Linked DNA regions of Homo sapiens: region 2 is linked to region 1. A link is a loop called in an ENCODE intact Hi-C map of the cell type or tissue named here. Cell type or tissue: psoas muscle. All regions are shown on one strand. Each heading gives the region's core, and the rest is flanking DNA. Links, peaks and the distances in the headings are about the cores only.

Evidence for each region. A loop is a pair of places that touch in the nucleus more often than their neighbours do. Peaks named below come from ENCODE experiments on the same cell type or tissue, not always from the same donor. Only the 100,000 strongest peaks of a DNase experiment are listed, where the experiment ranks them.
Region 2: it touches region 1 in a loop (1.8-fold over the local background); 10 of 110 quality-filtered maps call a loop at or near these places.

What each region holds. Positions count from the first base shown.
Region 1 is chr7:129,869,193-129,881,246 of GRCh38, forward strand. UBE2H (ubiquitin conjugating enzyme E2 H) reads right to left here. Exons shown (of 7, transcript NM_003344.4): 2 at 11,703-11,779; 3 at 10,376-10,450. Among named protein-coding and RNA genes, the nearest start is that of UBE2H, 78 kb to the right of the region's middle. RefSeq lists an enhancer at 10,584-11,085. In psoas muscle, for the core only: no CTCF peak of the experiment used is centred there; no DNase peak of the experiment used is centred there; H3K4me3 peaks cover 1,512 bases; H3K27ac peaks cover 3,495 bases.
Region 2 is chr7:129,918,893-129,930,946 of GRCh38, forward strand. All of the region lies in intron 1 of UBE2H (ubiquitin conjugating enzyme E2 H), which reads right to left. Among named protein-coding and RNA genes, the nearest start is that of UBE2H, 28 kb to the right of the region's middle. In psoas muscle, for the core only: no CTCF peak of the experiment used is centred there; no DNase peak of the experiment used is centred there; H3K27ac peaks cover 4,323 bases.

The sequences.
Region 1 (12,054 bases), core at 1,514-9,513:
CTCCCAAAGTGCTGGGATTACAGACGTGAGCCACCGTGCCCGGCTTGTTTCTTAAGCTTCTCCTCAGTGACCTTCTATTCCATTCCACTTCATGCTCCCCAGGACATACCCTGACCTTTGTCATTCCCTCCACAATTACATATTTACCTCCACAATCACAAATTTAGACATCTCCTATCCTACCAATCCCCTGTCCTTGCCAAAAGCTTCCCACCCCAGGAATCATTAATTCTTTCACCTGTTAACTGTAATCCACAGATTCTCCCATTTTCTTCCCAACTACCAGCCCTCTTATCTTCACTGGCTTCTTACTCAGCTTAAGATTTAAGAGCCATCACCATCCTCACTCTCAAGCAATCCTCTGCAAATCCCCTGTCCTCTCCCCTCCAAAATGCCCATCTAGCAAAGCTACCACAGGAAGCATCATTCACATTTGCTCAACTTGGACTTGAGGGTACCAGTAGGTAGGCATTCATTCACTCACACGAATATTCTTCTGCAGAAAGGGCACTGTATCAGGCCCTGAGTAGTGAGTATTTGGGAGGACAGGGGTGGTGGTAGCAAAACAGACCCAGGGGCTGCCTTCATGGAGTTCACATCTACTGAGCTGGCAGGGAGGAGAGACATAAGTAAACAAATATATACCAGTTTATCTAAACATGCTCAACAGCCTTTCTTGGACTCAGCATCACCTACAATCTTCCCTTCCCCTTTCTCTAGTGGGTCGCTCCCCCAGTCTCCCATGACTGTTACATTTTACCACAATCCTGCAAATCTACTTTCTTTCTCTCCCTTTGTTCCCCTAACTCTCTCCTCTAGTTCTTTCACTAAATAGCCTTGTCCCTTTTCTTTGAGAAGATGAAAGCCAATTGGCAGGATTCTTCATTTTCCATAAAAATTTCTAAACTCCTCCCTGCACACATACTCTTTCTCCCTGCCTCAACAGCTTGCACACATGTTCCCCTCTTCTCAAACACCAGGCCTCTGGGTTCTGATCCTGCTCCCTCCTTCCTTCTCGATGGTGGTGCTCCTGCAATTCTCTTCCCAACTCCAGCATCACCAAGCTCTCCCTTTTCTAAACATCTCTCTACAATAAGCACTTTAAAATCCTTCAGAATCTTCCATTTAAAAATTAAAAACAGGCCAGGCATGGTGGCTCACACCTGCTGTCCCAGCACATTGGGAGGCCAATGTGGGCAGATCGCTTGAGTATAGGAGTTCAAGACCAGCCAGAGCAACATGGTGAAACCCATGGCTACAAAAAATGCAAAAAAATTAGCCAAGCGTGGTGGCCCATGCCTGGAGTCCAGGAGGTCCAAGCTGCAGTGAGCCACGATTATGCCACTGCAGTCCAGCTTGGATGATTTCCTTAATGGAGCCACATGTCTTCACAGCGGTGTATGTCTAGAACAAAGTTTCTTGACCTTGGCAGCCTTGTCCAAGCCACCAGCATCTCCGGCTACAAAAGCTTTTATAACTGTGCTTCTATCCCGTCACTGTGTCTTGCCCCACAGCAGTAGAATGATCATTAAAAAAACAAAATCAGACCTTTCACTCCCCTGCTGAAAACTATGTAATCTTTCTATTACATTTAAAATGAAAGTCGAGCCTTTAACCTGGCCTACAAAGCGGTCTGTGAACTCAACCCTGCCTGCCACTTGGCCCGTGTGTCACACACCTCACATTTTACCCAGTTTTCCAGGCTGGGGCCTTTGTACTCAAAATTTCTTCTGCCTGGAAAGCTCTTACCCCTGATTTTGGAGGATCAGGGCTGGTTTTTGTTTTGTTTTGTTTTTAATCTTTTTAAGTCTCAGCTTAAATTTACTTTGTCAGACCCTTCCTGAATATCTGATCCAAGGTACCTATTCTATCCATTAATTCTCTGCATAAAGCTATCAGAAGTTTTAAATTTTGCTTTATCTTCGCACTCCAAAAGAACATAAAGTATTAAGAGAGCAATTTGTTCACTTCTGTATCTACAGCACCCAGAATAACGCCCAGCTCGCAGTAGGTATCCAATAACTTTGTGAAACTGATTGGAAGGATGATGTATGCCACAGCCAAAGCCTCAGCTGCCAGACATAATTTTTGAAAAATGTTATTTTCAGAACACCAGTAAAAGAGCTTTTAACAATGGCTTATATTCTCATAGCATTATCTCTATTTATTTTTTTACAAAACCTTCCTTACTTACTAGAACCTTGTTTCTCTCTACTGGAATTCAAAAGATACTTATCATTGGCCAGGCACGTTGGCTCACGCCTGTAATCCCAGCACTTTGGGAGGCCAAGGCAGGCAGATCACCTGAGGTCAGGAGTTCGACACCAGCCTGGGCAACATGGTGAAACCCCATCTCTCCTACAATACAAAAATTAGCTTGGCGTGTTGGCACATGCCTGTAATCCCAGCTATTCGGGAGACTGAGGCAGGAGAATCACTTGAACCCGGGGGGCAGAGGTTGCAGTAAGCTGAGATTGTGCCATTGCACTCCAGCCTGCACAACAGAACAAGACTCTGTATCAAAAAAAAAAAAAAAAGATATAGATCACTACAGAGTAGCCATTATGTAACTGTTTGGGACAGGACTAAAGTCATAACCACGGTTATTAGAGAAGTACACAGGTGATCTGAATGGAATTTTGCCTCCCCAGCCCCAAAATTCATTTTATTTGAGACGGAGTCTCACTCTTGTCGCCCAGGCTGGAGTGTAGCAGCGCCATCTCAGCTCACTGCAACCTCTGCCTCCTGGGTTCAAGTAATTCTCCTTCCTCCGTCTCTCGAGTAGCTGGGATTACAGGCACGCGCCACCATGCCCGGCTACTTTTTATATATATATATTTTTAGTAGACACGGGGTTTCACCATATTGGTGAGGCTGGTCTCGAACTCCTGGCCTCAAGTGAACCTCCTGCCTCGGCCTCCCAACGTGCTGGTATTACGGGCATGAGTCATCGTGCCCAGTCACAGAATTCATTTTATTTGTGAAAATACAGTGGTACAAGTAGGCCTTTGTTAAATGACTAACCTGAAACCTCTTGTGAATGACAAACTCCTCTCTACTGCAAATACTGGCCCATCCCTGCTTAAATACTGCTCAATGAAGTTACTCATGCTAGTTCTTGAGGGAGTAACTCTAGAATGATTCCATCTAGGAAGACATAAGATAAAATGGTAAGTATTCTAAGTTCTATAGGTAGTTTAGTCATGCCATATTATAAACCTCCACTCCAAAAATAGTGTGAGGTCATTTCTGGCCAGAGTGAAATAAAAAATGTATAATGCCTGAACAGTCTATTATTCTGACAATGAAAAAGATTAATGCAGTTCCCTTTATCACTTGCATGAGTAAAAAAATATATATATATATTGGCTGGGCGCGGTGGCTCACGCCTGTAATCTCAGCACTGTGGGAGGCCAAGGTGGGTGGATCACCTGAGGTCAGGCATTTAAGACCAGCCTGGCCAACATGGTGAAACCCCGTCTCTACTAAAAAACACAAAAATTAGCAGGGCATGATGGAGCATGCCTGTAATCCCAGCTACTCAGGAGGCTGAGGCAGGAGAATTGCTTGAACCCGGGAGGCAGAGGTTGCAGTTAGCTGCAATGGTGCTGCCACTGCACTCTGGCCTAGGTGACAGAGCAACACTCCGTCTCAAAAAAAAAAAAAAAAAAAAAAAAAAAGAATTATGGCACACTGGTTATCAGAGTATATGCCAGACTGGGAGATTTAAGAGGAACTCTGACAGGCTGTCCAGTCTAGTGGAACAGGGCAACCTAAACCATCCTGATAGTTTGACCCAATTTTAAAGGCCATTAATATAGCTCAGAGTTTTTTTTTTTTTTTTGAGACAAGAGTCTCGCTCTGTTGCCCAGGCTGGAGTGCCGTGGCGCGATCTTGGCTCATGCAAGCTCCGCCTCCCGGGTTCACGCCATTCTCCTGCCTTAGCCTCCCAAGTAGCTGGGAATACAGGCGCCCGCCACCATGCCCAGCTAATTTTTTGTATTTTTTAGTAGAGACAGCATTTCACTGTGTTAGCCAGGATGGTCTCGATCTCCTGACCTCGTGATCCACCCGCCTCAGCCTCCCAAAGTGCTGGGATTACAGGCATGAGCCACCACGCCCAGCCAGCTCAGAGTATTTTAACTATTGTATTGCCCATGACTTTTTCATTTTGTCTCCATTTACTCAAATGGGTTTGGCAAGTTCTTGCTTCATGCCACTAACATCAAATTCTTTTTTTTTTTTTTTTTTTTAATTTCTTGAGACCGGTTTCACTCTGTCACCCAGGCTGGAGTGCAGTGATGCTATCTCAGCACACTGCAACCTCTGCCTCCTGGGCTCAAGTGATTCTCCCACCTCAGCCTCCCGAGTAGCTGGAACTAAAGGTATACACCACCATGCCCAGCTAATTTTTGTATTTTTTTTTTTAGAGATGGGGTTTCTCCATATTGCTCAGGGTGGTCTCAAACCCCTTGTCTCCAGTGATGTGCCCACTTCGGCCTCCCCAAAATGCTGGGATTACAGGATGAGCCACTGCGCTCGGCCTCACATCAAGTTCTATGGCAGCACGAGCTTGCTGGTTTTGTACCTGACCATTCTACCAACATTCAGCAAACCATTCAGCAGTCCCTCCAGAATCCTGTTCTCAACCATTTCTCTTACCTTCCCAGCTTTGGTATCATCAAATTGCAACCCAGAGGCAATGCATACAGCCTGCTCCTAGTAGAGGGTCCTCCTCACTGAAAATATGTAGATATAGATCGGTAGCATTTCACAAATTGGTTTCTAAACTTGTTACCTGTACCTTATAACACAGTTTTCTAATTTTTAAGAAGTATAAATGATGACAGGGTTCCTAGGCTGCTCTTAAAGTTATTTACAAAAGATTCTAAAATATTCTATAGTTCTATCTGAAATTAGGATACAATTCTGTTAATAGTAGCCAATAATCATTTAAATGTAAGATAAAATGACATCTTAATTTTATCTGGAATGCTAGTGTTTAAGTAAAGTAGATATGATATGAAGGAGAATATAATAGATCCAGAAGAGAACTTCTGGATGTTGCAAGATCTTTAGTGGCTATAAGCCCTGAATTTAATTTTTTTTATATATATAATTTTTTTTTTTTTTTTGAGACAGAGTCTCGCTCTGTTGCCCAGGCTGGAGTGCAGTGGCACGATCTTGGCTCCCTGCAGGCTACGCCTCCTAGGTTCACGCCATTCTCCTGCCTCAGCCTCCTGAGTAGCTGGGACTACAGGTGCCCGCCACCACGCCCAGCTAATTTTTTGTATTTTTAGTAGAGACGGGGTTTCACTGTGTTAGCCAGGATGGTCTCAATCTCCTGAGGTCATGATCCACCCGCCTCGGCCTCCCAAAGTGTTGGGATTACTGGCGTGAGCCACCACACCCGGCCCTGTATCTTTTATTAGAAGACTTTTATATTTTTTTTCCCTTGGCTTAGGCTTATCAAAAGTATCCCCATTATGATTATTAGCTCTAAAGAGGGGCATTTTTCAGTTCATATGAAGAGAAAAATGCAACAACGGAAGGGGGAAGTGGAAGAGTCAGGCAGAAAAGAAAAAGGTGAGAAGTACTTGAGGTAACCACCCAAGAGAAGAGAAAAAGGGGGAAGAAAGAAGTGAAGAAAGTTGCGCGTAAAGACAGTATCTGAGATGGACTAAACTCTAAACTCTAAGCAGAAAACAAAGGAAGGAAAACAGTGTGTGCACTTATACACACACATAATTAAAATTTAAAGGAAAAAAGAAGGGAGGCTGCTGGGAAACACGTGGGTTAGGCAGGTCCTGAGCAAGCTACCACAGGGAATTCTGGCCAAGCCTGATGGCTTTCTAGAGCAAAAGACAGCAAAGTGTAGACTCAGACAATGATACAGACAGGACAGTCAAAAGACATACATTTGCAATATGATTAAAAATATTTACTTTTATAATAAAAGCAAACATTGTAGACTATTTGGAAATTACAGAAAAGTATGTTTTTAGTCTCCTTTAACTGAACAGCTATGGATAACATCAATAGTTTGGCATTCAAATGTGAAATGTATAGGAAAAAATTAGAGTTGTACTATATAAAAAACATTTTCCTGTGTGTCCCTTCAAAGAGGTGTTAAAACATGACTAATGGGTAAAACATTTTATCCACTAAGATGCACTATCACTTAGCTACTTTATCACCGACTGGGTCATTTAGGTTGCTTCTGACTTTTAAGTATTATAACACTAAAATTTACGTATTCTTTTGACAGTGCACATTTCTAAATATTTCTTTAGATAATTTTTAACTTTTTAAATAAAATTATTTGAAGGATATAAAATATTTACCAAGCAATACATAGTGGTAGACTGGCTGTATCATAATACCTTTTCTAACACTGTTTTATCTGCCAGTTTGACAAATCATATACTGTACTTTCGTTTTAATCTGCATTCTTTTGGATTAGACATAAAACCATTTTGTATCCTCTGCTTATTTTTTTTTATTAAAAATTACTCTGTATTACCCTCTTCTATGAGATCATTCATCTTTATTTCACCCACACTGTAACTGCAAGTCTGTTTGGTGAAAGCTTTCACTTAACAGCTGAGCACAAGTATCAAAGGCTAAAAACTGTGAACCTCGAGAAGTGTGAGCTATGGCAGTCTCTGCAGCAATTTCTTTGCATAAAACAAAATCTTCATGAACTGGGGATTACTTGGGGTTCTGAATGAGTATCTCTAAAGTCCTCATGCACACCTCAACAACTCTGAAGCTTTTGTGAAGACAATCTCTCTTGTAGAAACTTATGTCTTCCTTACGCTCTCTCTTCTAAATTGAGGTGCTGACTCACACCTCTCCTAAAAAACAATGGAACCATGCCATTAAGTACACGTAGTATTTTATTTACATTCTTCTTCTCTCCTAACCAGTAAAGATCTTCTGTAGCCTTCGTCATGTCCAGCAGGATGCCAGGTACCCCGAGTTTTAATACACTGGTCATATCAAACATGCAGAATCTGTTTAATTCTAGTATCTCATTTTCTAGCAGAGAAAACAATGGGTCAGCTGCATATCTCTCTCATGGTCAAGGAGAACCAGGGCCAGAACTTCTCTACCCTGATAACCAGTCCACTGACCAATCACACTCTCCTAACTCCTACACAGTAACACCCAGCAGTATTGCTAAGCACTCTAGGAACTAATGTTTCTGAATGAAAAATATGAAAGTCTGAATTTTCAAGTAAATCAGAAAAAGATTCAAATATGATTCATCTCAAAGCAGTCTCTCTGGAAAATTATGCAAATATTCAGCGATGTTATAGTTGATTAAAGGAGTTTTATATCTTTTACTCTTTTCAAAGTGCCTAGAGGGCCGGTTTTATACCCCAATTGATATTACTCGTTTTTCCATTCATCTTATTCTTTGGGCTTAAATGACTGTTAGCCATTTCAAAAATTCACATCCAGCTTCAAAGCATCAAGATTTGCCATCACTTATGATACTGAAACAGAAGTAAAATTCCAAAAAAAAGAGCTCAAAGTGTTTGAAACAATAATGGCATCATAAGAATAAGTTCATAACCTCCCAAGGTGTCTACCTATATTCCTTTTCTTTCCAAAAAGTAGCTATGCCACTATTTCGAATACCCACTCATTTATAGATGCAAATTGTTTTAAAGGGACATCTCATGCAATCATGTAACTACTGACAGCCCTCTAAAACTATATTTGGAGAGTGTCCCAAAGATAAGCATATCACATTATATTGAATATATATATTTAAATATTCAGAGAGAAATGTCTTAAAGAGCATATTCCAGAATGTAAATAATGACACCCTTTAAGGGATAAGATTATGAGACATTTTGATTTTTCTTTACTTTGGCTTACAGATTTTCTTACATTGCTCTAATGGATATGGGTCATTTATACAATTAAAATACACATCCATACACAAACACACAAAATAGAACAAAGTACATAGACACTGCAAAATTCCAAGAGCCAAGCATTAAAGATGTTTGATCTAAATTTGCACAGCTGATTGTTTAAAAGCTCAAAATTTGGCTCAGGAAGAACACTACACCTACCCAGATACAACAGGGGCAAGATTTAAAAAGAATGTTGAGATTGGGTTGATCTTACCTCCTCGCCCTTCTGTATAATTTTACAACTATCTACACAACTCAAAAAGGAATCCTTGCCTTTTCTAAGTGAGCCACAACCTTTCTGAATGCTTAAAGCACATCTCAACAGTAATTACACTGTTGATGACCTGAAAATGGGTCACCCCGCACAACTGATTGAAACTCTCTTATGCAACCTTCCTCTAGAGGAAACAAGAACAGCTTGTACAAATATTTCAGCTAAATCTACTTTCCAAACAGAAGATGATACACATTTGTAGGCATTATCAAGTCCTGAAAGCACACAGAAAGGCAAAAGAAACAATTATGAAGAAGTTAAATTAGCTTAGTCATTTGTCCCAACCAAATTTCATATTGCATCATTAATTTAAGAAAGCGTGGAGGCTTTTTGTGTCATTAGTTAATAAACAAGCAATGCCTAAAGTTTAGACATTATTACCTAGAAAGTTATGATGAGATAATCATATTATCTAGAAAAAATACATTAAGGTCTGAGAAATAACATTTCTACAGGATATGAAATTGCATTTCTATAAGTTCACTCTTAGTTTCAACAAGCTCTATTGTTTCCTTTCTGACTAGGAATGTGGGGTTAACAAAACTAGACTTAGCATGCCAGTTTTTAGCCTTTAGGTAAACAGGTATTTATGAAATGTATCTGAATGAACTTGCATGGACTTCTATAAAGGCTTTAAAGTCCTATCACTAACCAACATAAGAGTTTTAAATGGCTGAGTAGACAGAAACACCCTAAAGTTAGAAGATGAATAAACTGGGGACAGGGAACCACAACACAACAGAAAAGCCCTCTCAAAAGGAGAAGGTGTACAGGCGTATACGTTTCTACACCTATACAGGTGCTAAGTCAGATGTGCTCGGGGGCTGTCTCAAAGGCTCAACACCTCACAGCTCCACTCCCACTTTACCATTCACAACGCTGAAACTTAGAGGCCCCTATAGCAAGAAAGAAATTTCTGATTCAACTGGTTAGGAGTGGGGGTGTAGTGGGGAGTGGTCTAGACTCCAGGATATCGGGCATTACTTCTTAAGACAGCCCACAGCAGCCAGGCGCAATGGCTCACGCCTGTAATTCCAGCACTTTGGGAGGCCGAGGCTGGCGGATCACGAGGTCAGGAGATCAAGACCATCCTGGCTAACACAGTGGAACCCCGTCTCTACTAAAAATACAAAAAATTAGCCGGGTGTGGTGGCAGGCACCTGTAGTGCCAGCTACTCGGGAGGCTGAGGCAGAAGAATGGCGTGAACCCAGGAGGCGGACCTTGCAGTGAGTCGAGATCGTGCCACTGCACTCCAGCCTGGGCGACAGAGTGAGACTCCGTCTCAAAAAAAAAAAAAAAAAAAAAAAGCCCACAGCAGTAGCAAAATGTTTGAACTCTGGCAATTCTGAACATGAGGCTTAGTCTGATTCTCAGAGAATGCTCAATATATTACAATTTTATTGTTCTTACTTAAAATTGTTCAATATTTTATAATATTTTAGACATGTATAAAGTGAAGCAAAAAAAAAAAAAGCTGGCTTAAATTAACTAAATTACTACCATTCTACAGTCTCCAAATATTTAAAGGTGTCCACCTTCAATCAGATAGATCTGTCACTGAGTGCCTCAATGGGGGTGACAGGTAAATAACATCACCCATTAAGGTAAAAGGAGATGAAGGTGAGGAGAAAGTACCTCTTTGTACAACCCCACTGAGGTTTCTATTCTTTCTTCTGCTGTTTAGGGGGCTAAAGAGACTGGAGGTGGGAAGACTGCAAAGGGTCATTTAATTGTAAGGTACCCAGAGTTGGAGTGAACAAAAAAGCAAAGTAGGATCTAGGGAGAATTTCTGAAAATGATAGGATTAAAACACATACTATGTAACATTCATTCTTGCAATCTGGCATTCAAAATTAGACTTAAGATATGTTTATTATTTTCCTGCTAACAGCTTAAAGAACAGTGGGGCCTTAAAGCTGGTTTAATCTGACACCAAAAGACAAAAATCTAAAGTAATGGTCATTATAATTATGCAAAGAGTATATTTAAACGTCTTCTAACACACTATAGAAGTTCCCCCCAAAAGTCACTGATTAATTAACCAAAGCCAAAAAAGGAAAAATTCAATTAGACAGCCATTTCTGGCATTAATTACCTCCCCTGAAATGTAAGATTTTTCCCCCTTAGATTTCAAAACTCTCTAAGGAGAAAAACCAAGTAGTAACATACCTATAGATGGAGATTTGAAAGGGTATTTATCAGGTAGGTCCACTCTAACTTTCCATACTCCGCCTTCATATGGTGCTGAAATAAAAGTAAAAATGTTCATCAGAACTACATCTCCAAATTAGAAAATAAATCTGAGTGTAAATTAAACATTATCCCCTAATCTTCTGAAAACCTTCCAAATTAATTCCTTCAAGAGTCAGGGACCTACTACAATCAATAGGTGTACCACGTTCAGATTAAGATACTTTTCTTGGAAAGATCCAGAGTTAAAAAATAAGCAGATTCATTCTGCAATTTACTTGATTCTTCAAAAGTACTAAACACTATTCAATTATTTGGTAAGTAATAGCCATGTTACTTTCCCTCCTATCTCAATAAACCCCATATTCATCCCCCCTCCAAGGCCAAAAAGAAAACAACAAAAAACATTTCCTGGAAACCATTCACGTGGCCATCCATAACAAAACCCAGAATTTACAATTCATGTCTAGTACTGTCACATAGAGATAAAGAGAAAACTACAGTCAGCCCTCTATATCTGCAGGTTCCACACCCCTGGATTCAACCAACCACAGATCAAAAATATTAGAGAAAAAAATCCAAACAATAATAAATAACAATACAATTAAAAATAACACAAAAAAAATACCAAAAAGGACAAGTGCGGTGGGGCTCATGCCTGTAATCCCAGCACTTTGGGAGGCTGAGGCGGGTGGATCACCTGAGGTCAGGAGTGCGAGACCAGCCTGGCCAACATGGTGAAACCCTGTCTCTACTAAAATACAGAAATGAGCTGGGCGTGGTGGCAGGCACCTATAGTCCCAGCTACTTCGAAGGCTGAGGCAGAAGAATTGCTTGAACCCAGGAAGTGGAGGTTACGGTAAGCCACAATCGTGCCACTGCACTCCAGCCTGGGTGACAGAGTGAGACTCCATCACTTAATAAATAAATAAATAAATAAAATACAGTATAACAACTATTTACATAACATTTGCGTTGTGTTAGCTATTACAAGTAATCTAGATGTGATTTAAAGGACATGGGAGGATGTGTGTAGGTTACATGCAAATTCTATGTCATCTTATAAAGGGACTTGAGCATCTGTGGATTTTGGTATGAGGTGGTCCTGGAACCAATCCCCTACAGATATCAAGGGATGACTGTATATAAAGTGATTGTGATAAGAGAAAGATTTCCTCACTGGTTCTGCAGTCCAACTAAACTTGCTTTTCAGAAACTACGCATGCTACCATCTGTCTTTGATATTCTATTAAGAAACAGAGTAAAAGACTGTAATAGAAGAACACATACCAACACATGTACTTACTTCCTTGTGGTCCATAAAACTTCACTACAAATTCATTAAGTCCTCCCAGGATCGTAACCTCATGTTTACTCTCGATGCTAAGGTGGACGGTAAAGGAAATTACACAGGCTTTACAGTATCTGGCAGAATTACCAATAACACCCCAGGCATATGCCACTTAAAGTGTTACCAAAATTTGGCATGACATTGATAAAATATACATAATAATTCTGGTAGTTTAGGAGGAGGCAATATATACTCTTGTAAGAAGATATGCATGAGCTTTGGATTCAGAGACGGCCGTTCAAATCCCAGGAATGCCATTTACTGAGTTTTTGAGCCTAGCCAAAATAATGTCAGTTTACTCCCTGAG
Region 2 (12,054 bases), core at 2,271-10,270, 50 kb after region 1:
GGCAACATGGTGAAACCCCATCTCTACAAAAAAATACAAAATTTAGCCAGGTGTGGTAGTATACGCCTATAGTACCAGCTACTGAGGTGGCTGAGGTAGAAGGATCACTTGAGCCCGAGAGGTCGAGGCTGCAGTGAGCTATGATTGTGTCACTGCACTCAAGCCTGGGTAACTGAGCAAGACCTTGTCTCAAAAACAAAAACAAAGTAAAAAAAAAAAAAAAAAAAAAGCACCAAAAAACAAGGCACATGGATGAAAGGAAATGTGTCATATGCTAGGAAAGAATAGAAAATGACCAACTCTAGTTCAAAGGAAATATAATAATTTCTATTATCTACCTGTTTCAAAAAGACTATAGTAAACAGCTAAGCTAATGCGTTTGAAACTGAAATTAAGACAAAAACTTGATTGACCATCACGTTTAATACCAGAATCCATTCCTAGACTTGTAAAAACAAAATAAAACTCCTGTTAACACCCTACTTAAAACCTTCAATGAGTCTGGTGCCGGCAGCATACAACTCCACCTGCCTCCATATCTGCAGGCTCTCCTCTGCTTATTCCTTGGCCTCACCAATCCTGGGACTCTACAGTCATGAACACTCATTAAGTTTCTTGAATAATGTGGTTTTACAGCTCTATGCCTTTGCCTCCCCTCCACCCGGAATGCCCCTCAACTCCACAGCTCTCTGAAAATGCCCACTCATCTTTCAAGACCAAGGTCAAACTTCATCTCTTGGAACAGCCCCATTTCCCTAGGCAGGCTGCACATTGCACCCCGTTGTGTGTCCCTTTGCCACTCACTGGGAGACAAAGTTCATCTCTCTCCTAGAATGCAAGCTCCCTAGAATAGGAAAGCCATGTCTCACCTCTCTTGTTACCATCTTTACTGCTTTGCACAGGGTCTGACAGAAAGAAGGCACCAAAAATATTTGACTAGAAAATAAACTGAGAAAACACTGGGATACCATTTCACATCCATCAGATAGGCAAAATGTTAGAAAGCTGGATAAATGATGGTGTGGATATGAATAAACAGGAACTCTCATATGTTGCTGATGGGAATGTGAGTTTGGTAAAATTACTTTGAAGAGTGATATTTTTCATCTCTCGCCAAGCTGAAAATGAGCACTGTCAAAGCAGCAATTCTGCTTCAGGTTACATACATTAGACTATTATTTGTCAAATATTGTCCTGATCAGCTTATTTTTAAATGAAGGGATATTTATTCATATCTCAAGTATGCATCTCTCACATTGTATGCGTAAATATTTTTTCAGGGTAAATATTTTATAAAACTATAATTTCTATTACATGTAAATATTTATGCATATATATATGAACATTATGCAAATAAACACACACATATTTTGGGTATCAATGTAAAATACATTTCTTACTGTGTCTAGTGAACAAAAAAGGCTTGAAAAACACTATCCCAGAAAAACACATATGTGCTCAAAAAGACACTCATAAATGTTAATTATGACACTGTATATAACGGTGAAAAACTGGAAATAACCTAAATGTGCATTAACAAAATGGAAAAAATATGGTACACATATAACTCAATATAAATGAACTGGAAACAAATGAAGTAAAGCTACTAGAATACTTCTAATAATATCAATAAATCTTAAAAGTAATATTGAATCAAAATGTATATTTATATAAACATACAAAATACTACATACATACATATATGAGAAAATAAACATGAATGGTATGATGACAATTCAAGAAGACAGGGAGGGAAGCGGAATCAGGAAAGACATCACAGGAGGCTTTAGTGTAACTTCAGGTGTTATTACCTCAAAAAAAAGTTCTGAAGACAATGTTAAAATCTGACAACTGGGAAATGGATGCTGTTCATTATTTTATTCCACATATTTGTTGTGGTGCTTAAAATATTTTGTCATTGAAAACAATGTAATAAACAAATGACTAGAAAAAGTCAAAAAAAAAAAAAAAAAAAAAAGCAATCTTTAAAATGTCCTGGTGTTGGCCGGGCACAGTGGCTCACTGTTTAGGTGGTCAAAGTGGGAGGATCACTTGAGGCCAGGAGTTTGAGAACAACCTGGACAACCTATCAAGACTCTCTGCCTCTAAAAAAAAAAAGTCCTGGTGTTTATAGTTCCAAATCAATATATATTACACGTGATTTTTTTTTTTAAAGCTAACATTGGTGTGCTTATGTGTTAGATACTGTGCTAACCACTACTACACAATTTCACTTACTTGGTAACAATGACCCTTTGCAGCAGGTACCATTATTTTCTGCTAGACTGTGTCACTGTCTCTGATCTTTACTCTTGAGGGTCCAATTGTACTCATCATTCTATATTTTCTAAGGGCAGAAAAATGGACTCATCTATTTAGAGACAGGGTCTCACTCTGTCACCTAGGCTGGAGTGCATTGGTGCAATCATAGCTCACTGCAGGATCAACCTGCTGGGCTCAAGCAAACTTTTTAAAATATGCAGCTACAAAAGCAAATTTAAACCCTAATTTAAAAGCTGATTTTGCCGGGCATGGTGGCTCACGCCTGTAATCCCAGCACTTTGGGAGGCCGAGGCGGGCGGATGACTTGAGGTCAGGCGTTCAAGACCAGGCTGGCCAACACAGTGAAACCCTGTCTCTACTAAAAATACAAAAAATTAGCCAGGCATGGTGGCACACGTCTGTGGTCCCAGCTACTTGGGAGGCTGAGGCAGGAGAATCACTTGAACCTGGGAGGCAGAGGTTGTAGTGAGCTGAGATCACGCCACTGCATCTAGCCTGGGCAACAAGAGACTCTGTCACAAAAAAAAAAAAAAAAAAAAAGCTGACTTCATAAATTATTAGAATGAATGAGAACATTTTTCCCACTAACATTGCATGGGTTTCAAACCAATCTTTTTGGCGCTAACTTTGTCTAATTACTGTTGTTTAAAATGTAAAAATACAGGCTTTCTTTCTTTGAAAGTGGCTAGACAAAACATCTCACCATTTCAATATTTCCTCTATGGATATTACATGATATAATTGAAGTTACTATTAATATCCTCTGGTGTGATAATGGTACTGTGTTTATGTAAGAAAAGTCCTTATTCTTTTTTAATTTTTTTTTTTTAGACAGTCTCACTTTGTCACCCAGGCTGGAGTGCAGTGGCACGATCTCGGCTCACTGCAACCTCTGCCTCCTGGGTTGGAGCAATTCTCCTGCCTCAGCCTCCTGAGTAGCTGAGACTACAGGTGTGCACCAGCCACCACGCCTGGCTAATTTTTGTATTTTTAGTAGAGATGGGTTTCTGCCATGTTGGCCAGGCTGGTCTTGAACTCCTGACCTCAGGTGATCCACCCACCTCAGCCTCCCAGAGTGCTAGGATTACAGGCATGAGCCACCGTGCCTGGCCTTTTAATTTTTATTTTGAGATGGAGTCTTGCTCTGGCACCCAGGCTGGAATGCAATGGCATGATCTCGGCTCACTGTAACCTCTGCCTCTTGGGCTCAAGTGATTCTCCTGCCTCAACCTTCTGAGTAGCTGGGATTACAGGCAGACGCCATCACGCCTGGCTAATTTTTGTAGAGATGGGATTTCAACATTTTGGCCATGCTGGTCTCGAACTCCTGACCTCAAGTGATCCACCCGCCTCGGCTTCTCAAAATCCTGAGGTTACAGGCATGAGCCACTGTGCCCAGAAAAACAGTCCTTATTCTTTGAAGATGCATGTTAAAGTATTTACACTGAAGTCTCACAGTATTTGCAAATTATAAATGGCTCAGCCAAAAATATGAGATAGCAAATATAGCAAAATATTGAGTCTACATAGTAGGGTGGTATACAGATATTTATTTATACTATTCTAATTATATGTATCTGAGTTATTTTGTTTTAGAGATGGGGATCTTGCTATATTGCCCAGACTGACTTGAACTCCTGGGCTTAAACGATCCTCCAGCCTCAGCCTCCCAAGTAGCTGGGACTACAAGTGCACACACAGTGCCTGGCTTGTATCTGAGATTTTTCTTTTTTTTCTTTTTTTTGAGAAGGAGTCTCGCTCTGTCGCCCAGGTTGGAGTGCAGTGGCATGATCTCGGCTCACTGCAAGCTCCGCCTCCCAGGTTCATGCTATTCTCCTGCCTCAGCCTCAGAGTAGCTGGGATTACAGGCACCCGCCACCAAGCCCAGCTAATTTTTTGTATTTTTAGTAGAGACAGGGTTCCACCGTGTTAGCCAGGATGTTCTCAATCTCCTGACCTCGTGATCCACCCGCCTCGGCCTCCCAAGTGCTGAAAGAAAAATTTCCAGTCCATAACTGTTAAACAAGAAACTTAATATTGCCATTATTATGCAATTCAATCTGAATTACCCTTATCAACTAACTTCCAAAATAAAATAAAGTTTTACCTGCTTTTCGTAAGTTTGGTTTTATTCACAACTATGTGGCAGCTAAAATAAAGATCTACAGTCATATCCATGTTAAAGGCCTACTACTATATTTTAACCAATAAATATTACTACCAACCCAGAGTTTGTTCTGCAATATCATTAATCATAATTTGAAGCAGCCCTCTCTTGCTATGGACAAGCTTAGACACTTTTTATGTGACTAGAAGTTATATAGTAATTTAGAAAATCATAAAACTGATAACCAATTTCCTCAATAACATTTCCAAGTAATAAGCCAAATTTAGGTTAAAGAATCTATAACACCTTGGCCAGATGTGGTGGCTCACACCTGTAATCTCAGGTAGGAGAGGTTCTAAAACATGGAAGCTTTCTGAAACCTATTGTTCATAATGCCAGGGATCAGGAACAGTGATGGAGAAATTTACTGGGTTGAAATTACAAAATTATTTGAAATAATTCTCACAAGGGCCTGTCCCATCCACTAAGCCATACTGTCTCTCTAGATGTATTCCACATGAAAAACAAAACTGAAACAAGACACGAGGGAACTGTAAGTTTCCATCAAGTGAACAAATAGATACTCTCACTCCACAGGATAGAATCAGAAGACATTCTTAACTAGCTCCCCATATTGGACAAGGGCCATTAACATCTTGACTCAACTCTACCATCCGTAACAACAGCAAAAACTGATTCATTCACAGAGTAGGCCAAAGTCTGACCTCAGCAGGGCAAACAAAGCATTTGAATTATTAGATAAGCAGATTATGAACACTGGATAGCATTTTAATAATTATACCTTCAGGATGGGCATGGTGGTTCACACTTGCAATCCTAGCACTTCAGGAGGCCAAAGTAATAGGATCACTTGAGCCTGGGAGTTAGAGATCAGCCTGGGCAATATAGTGAGACCCTGTCTCTACAAAAACATTTGTTTAAAATTATACTTTCACAATACTCCATCTAATTCCAGGGATCCATTTCTAGAAATGAAAGGATAACAACACATCATTACTAATGGCGTAAGACTGAGACTTTTCCTAGTTAACATTAACACAGGTTTCTGAATGTGAAATATTTCACTGCCACATTTTAAAATTCCAAATGAAGGTGTTAAAAGGTTTTCTACTTTGAACTTCTAAAAAAGCCCTAGTAAAAATTCATACCAAGAAGGTAATAAATTGCAGAATTTATCTAGTTTTACTGTGCATATTTCTCTGCAAAGAGAATAAGATTCAAAATGAGATTTTATGTCATAACTCTATCTTCAATTCTGTATTCCCTAGAAGGCAATACCAGGTATACATATGGTTGTGAAGGCCTTTTACATTCACACACACACACACACACACACACACACACAGAAAATAAGAGTTGCATGTATAATGTCTACATATAAAATCAGAATATTCAAGTTGGAGAGACTTAAAATCATCTAAACCAACTCCTTATTTGATAGATAAGGACACAGATAACCCAAGAAGGAAGTGAAAGCCCCAAGGTCTCTGAGCCGCACAGAGCCAAGGACGAAAGCCCTGGACGGTCCTCCAGGCAGTCTCCTTTCCTCCCAACACTCTGCCTCTCCTCTACCAACCTTCAACCACCGCTGAACTCCCAAATCAGGTCCTCTGAGTTAAAGGTTGAGGGTACAAGCTAAACTATGAATAAAAAAAAAAAAGTTTAACTTTTTGTTTTCCTTTAATGCTCAAGGTAAGTAATTTTATCACATAAGCCCAGTCCCCCAGCAAAGCAGAACCCGAAAGACATAAGATATTCACAAATGGCCAGGCACGGTGGTTCACGCCTATAATCCCAGCACTTTGGGAGGCCAAGGTGGGTGGATCACGAGGTCAGGAGTTCAAGACCAGCCTGGCCAAGATGGAGAAACCCCGTCTCTACTAAAAATACAAAAATTAGCTGGGCGTAGTGGCGAGCTCCTGTAATCCCAGCTACTCGGGAGGCTGACGAAGAGAATTGCTTGAATCCAGGAGGCAGAGGTTGCAGTGAGCCAAGATTACGCCACTGCACTCCAGACTGGGCAACAGAGCAAGACTCAGTCTCGAAAAAAAAAAGATATTCATAAACAAAAATTCACGGTGTTCTCCAGGTGGAAAAAAAACAAGAAAAAAATAAAATCCACAATGTGGGACAGTTCATGGGAGCTAGGCCTATACAATAATGCTCCCAAATATGTAAATGAAAGAAAAAAGCGAAACAACATTCACTGTGAAAGACACTGTACGTGATCCAACCCAGTATCCATTCTCTCCTTCTTACTATCAAAACCCCGATTGTATTCAGGGCAGTCAAAGAGCCTTGTTTCCCAGCCTTTCTTGCAACGAGACACTTCTAGCTCAGGATGATCAGGGCAATGTGTAGGGAGGGACACTCAGAAAAGTTCCTTTGGTCATTGGAGGAGGGGAATAGTCTCAGCTAGCTCTTAGCCTTCTGCCTATTCACCCCTTTCTTCCTCCCACTGCATGAAACAGTGACGTGATGGCAGAAGCGATGCCTTTAAGATTAAGTAATGCACTGAAGAGGGCTGGGAATACACACTGCGGCAATCTGGATTCCCTGATGACATGAAGCCCGCCCTTATCTGCCTCCCTAACTTACCATCACAACTACATTATTCCAGAACTGTTACTACCAGCCAACTACAATTCCTAACTGATCTGTCCAGTAAGCAATTACATGCTAAATACATTCACATACATTTCATATAAAATAACCTCAAAACAAATTATAAGTATTTCCTTCCTTTTTCGGTTGAGGAAACCAAGGCAAAGAGATAACAAATCCAATCTGTGACTGAAGCCTATAGTTATTCCACTGTATTTTACTTCTTCAAATGTCACACATCTGAAAAAGTCTATGATTTTTTCTTTTCAAGATAAAGGGTCTTGCTCTGTTGCCCAGGCTGGTCTGAAACTCCTGGCCTCGGCCCGGCACAGTGGCTCATGCCTGTAATCCCAGCACTTTGGGAGGCTGAGGTGGGTGGATCACCTGAGGTCAGGAGTTCGAGACCAGCCTGACCAACATGGAGAAACCCCTTCTCTACTAAAAATACAAAATTAGCCCAGTGTGGTGGCACATGCCTGTAATCCCAGCTACTCAGGAGGCTGAGGCAGGAGAATCGCTTGAACCCAGGAGGCAGAGGCTGCAGTGAGCTGAGATCACACCATTGCACTCCGCCTGGGCAACAAGAGCTAAACTCCGTCTCAAAAAAAAAAAAAGAAAAAAGAAACTCCTGGCCTCGAGTGATTCTCCCACCTCAGCCTCCTGAGTCGCTGAAATTACAGTCATGAGCCACCTGAAAAAGCAGAGGCATTTCAAAAAATTATCTCAATCATTCTCATATAATGTGCCACAAATCCATTCACTGTCTTCTAATTCATTAAAACCCTGCCAACCATGATTGGATTTCAACCTGTGAGTAAATTCTTTACCAAGAGTCCTCCTCTGGCTGACTGATAAGTGATCACACCTCCAGAAAAGTATCAGGTATGGCCCTACTGGTTGCAGAGTGTCAGATCATAAAAAGCTCAGCCCCTTCTCCATACAGCAGCCCACATAATCTTGGTCACAAACGCCACGCTCTAGTACATACTAGTACATATGTACTTAACAGTAACTTATTTACAACCTGATTCTTTAATCAAGATAACCTACCAACCGCCTCATACCTCATGAGTGCCCTCTTGCTCATCTATCTCCTGTCTCTATGACATTCTGCTTCCACCAGGAAGCCTTCTCTGATAGACTCAACTCTGTGCTTTTCCAAGGCCCTATTCTCCTTTTTAAAACGTACTTCTAAGGATGCCTAGGCTTTTTATTCATACACTATCTTCATAACTCCATGTAATGGTCCTATTATTTTTATACAGAATAAAACAGAGACACTAAAATGTTAATAATAGAATTCAGTAACTTTTTTAAGAAACCTATTAGAAATTTAAAAATGTGGGCAACTTCGCCAGGTGCGGTGGCTCATGCCTGTAATCCCAGCACTTTGAGAGGCAGAGGGGGGTGGATCACAAGGTCAGGAATTCAAGACCAGCCTGGCCAAGATCGTGAAACCCCGTCTCTACTAAAAATACAAAAATTAGCCGGGCGTGGTGGTGGACTCCTGTAATCCCAGCTACTTGGGGAGGCTGAGGCAGAGAATTGCTTGAACCCTGGAGGCAGAGGTTGCAGTGAGCCGAGATTGCGCCACTGCACTCCAGCCTGGCTGACAGAGCGAGACTCCGTCTCAAAAATAAAAACACAACAAAAAAATGTGGGCAACAAATAAATGGATAAAATGTGGTATGTAATACACTATATATGAATACTATTCAGCCATAAAAAAATTAAAACCACATCTTATAATTCCCAGCATCATGGATGAGTTTAGGGGACATTACGTTAAGTAAAATAAAGCAGGCACGCAAAGACATGTATCGCATATTCTCACTCATACGTGGGAGCTAAAAAAGTTAATTTCATAGAAATGGAGCAGAATAGTGGTTACTAGAGTCTGGTGGGGAGGTAGCCAGAGATCGGTTAACAAATACCAAATTACAGATAGATAAGAGAAATAAGTCTTAGTGTGCATTCGAAGGTGACCATAATTAACAATTTATTGTAGCTGAGCGCAGTGGCTCACACCTGTAATTCCAGCACTTTGGGAGGCGGGTCAGTTGAGCCCAGGAGTTTAAAACCAACCTGGGCAACATGGCGAAATACCATCTCAAAATTAAAAAAAAAAAAAAAAAAAAAATTTGGCTGGGCTCAGTGGCTCACGCCTGTAATCCCAATACTTTGGGAGGCTGAGGCAGGCGGATCATGAGGTCTGGGGTTCAAGACCATCCTGGCCAACACGGTGAAACCCTGTGCCTACTAAAAATACAAAAAAGAGCCAGGCATGGTGACACGTGCCTGTAGTCCACTTGGGAGGCTGAGGCAGGAGAAGTGCTTCAACTCCAGCCTGGCGACAGAGCAAGTCTCTGTCTCAAAAAAACAAAAATAAAAACAAAAAACAAACACAACTTATGGCCAGGCACGGTGGCTCATGCCTGTAATCCCAGCACTTTGGGAGGCCAAGGCAGGTGGATCATTTGAGGTCAGGAGTTCAAGACCAGCCTCGCCAACATGGTGAAACCTCGTCTCTACTAAAAATACAAAAATTAGCCGGGTGTGGTGGCACACACCTGTAATCCCAGCTACTCAGAAGCCTGAGGCAGAAGAATTGCTTGAACTCGGGAGGTGGAGGTTGCAGTGAGCCGAGATTGCACCAATGCACTCCAGCCTGCGCGACAAAGCGAGACTCCGTCTCAAAAATAAATAAATAAATAAAAACAAATATTTTGTCTTTTCAAATAACTAGAAGAGTGGATTTTGGATGTTCCCAACACAAAGAAGTGATAAATAAGGTGACAGATATGCCCAATTTGATCATTACACATTGAATACATCTATAGAAGTATCACTGTATGCCATAAATATGTCAATTAAAACTAAATATATATATACATATATAAAGAGGAGAAAATCAACAATATGGTTAAACAGAAAAAAGGCTCTGCATATTAAAAAAGATACACAAATATGAGTTTTACACTTTGTTTTAAAAGACTTGAATTCTAGCATTGAAATCTAGTTTTCTTGCTTGAAATAAAGATAACTGCTTTATGAATAGAATATTCCAACAATGAGTGCACTGTCAATTGCCCAGAGTCAATTAAGTGCCTGATAAGAGTAACATTTAGGGGCCAGGCACGGTGGCTCACGCCTGTAATCCCAGCACTTTGGGAGGCCGAGGCAGGCGGATCACCTGAGGTCGGGAGTTTGAGACCAGCCTGAACAACATGGAGAAACCCCGTCTCTACTAAAAATACAAAATTAGCTGGCGTGGTGGCACATGCCGGTAATCCCAGCTACTTGGGGGGCCGAGGCAGGAGAATCACTTGAATCCAGGAGGCAGAGGTTGCGGTGAGCCAAGATCGTGCCATTGCACTCCAGCCTGGGCAACAAGAGTGAAACTCCATCTCAAAAAAAAAAAAAAAAAGAAGAGTAACATTTAATGCACCATATCCCGTAGCTCAAGAACTGAACTGCTATCCAGTATGTTTCCTTCTCCTCTCCACACAAAAAGAGACACTAGCACATTTCATTACATCTATGACACACCATTATTTTATGACACACCAAGAAAGAAAAAAGCTGCCCATTAGACTATGACTTATCACCATTTTAAGACATCTCAATTTCAAAGATGTTAAGATGTGGGAAAAAAAGGTCTCAGAATCTATAAAATACAAGATAAACCAGACACTGTTTACTGACATAAAAACACTTACCATCTTCACACGCCACCAATATTCCTTCTTAGCTAAATGTGTATTTACATGGTTTACTGAATAATTCTATCCAGTCTGGTTCAAATATTATATTAACACATTGCCAGGCACAGTGGCTGATGCCTGTAATCCCAGCACTTTGGGAGGCCAAGGCGGGCTGATCACTTGAGGTCAGGCGTTCGAGACCAGCCTGGCCAACATGGTGAAACTCTGTCTCTACTAAAACAACAAAATTAGCCAGGTGTGGTGGCAGGCCCCTTGTAATCCCAGCTACTTGAGAGGCTGAGGCAGAAGAGTCACTTGAACCCAGGAGGTGGAGGTTACAGCGAGCCAAGATCGCACTGCTGCACTCCAGCCTGGGCGACAAAGACTCCATCTCAAAAAACAAAACAAAACAAAAAAAACGGATATACAAGAAACTGTGCTAGGTTACAATTAAAGCACATCCTAGACTTTATCATAATATGACTTCTCTTCCAATATACATTTGTTAGGAGTAGTAGCTCTCAAACACTCTGGTCTCAGCACGCTTTACACTCTGTATTTTTTTTTGCGATGGGGTTTCGCTCTTGTTGCCCACGCTGCAGTGTAATGGCACGATCTCGGCTCACTGCAACCTCTGCCTCCTGGGTTCAAGTAATTCTCCTGCCTCAGCCTCCGGAGTAGCTGGGATTACAGGCATGCGCCACCATGACCAGCTAATTTTGTATTTTTAGTAGAGACGAGGTTTCTCCATGTTGCTCAAGCTGGTCTCAAACTCCCGACGACCTCAGGTGACCTGCCCACCTTGGCCTCCCAAAGTGTTGGGATTACAGGCGTGAGCCACCTCATGCGGTCTACATTCTTAAAAATTAAAGACCTCGGCTGGGCATGGTGACTTACGCCTGTAATCCCAGTACTTTGGGAGGCCAAGGCGGGTGGATCACGAGGTCAGGTGTTCAAGACCAGCCTGGCCAACATGGTGAAAACCCATCTCTACTAAAAATAAAAAAAAATTAACAGCTGGGCACAGTGGCTCACACCTGTAATCCCAGCACTTTGGGAGGCCGAGGCGGGTGGATCACGAGGTTAGGAAATCGAGACCATCCTGGCTAACACGGTGAAACCCCATCTCTACTAAAAATACAAAAAATTAGCCGGGCATGGTGGTACGCGCCTGTAGTCCCAGCTACTCCGGAGGCTGAGGCAGGAAAATTGCTTAAAGCCAGGAGGCAGGGGTTGCAGTGAGCCGAGATCGCCCCACTGCACTCCAGCCTGGGTGAGAGAGCGAGACCCCGTCTCACAAAAAAAAAAAAAAAAAAAAAAAACAAGGCCGGGCAC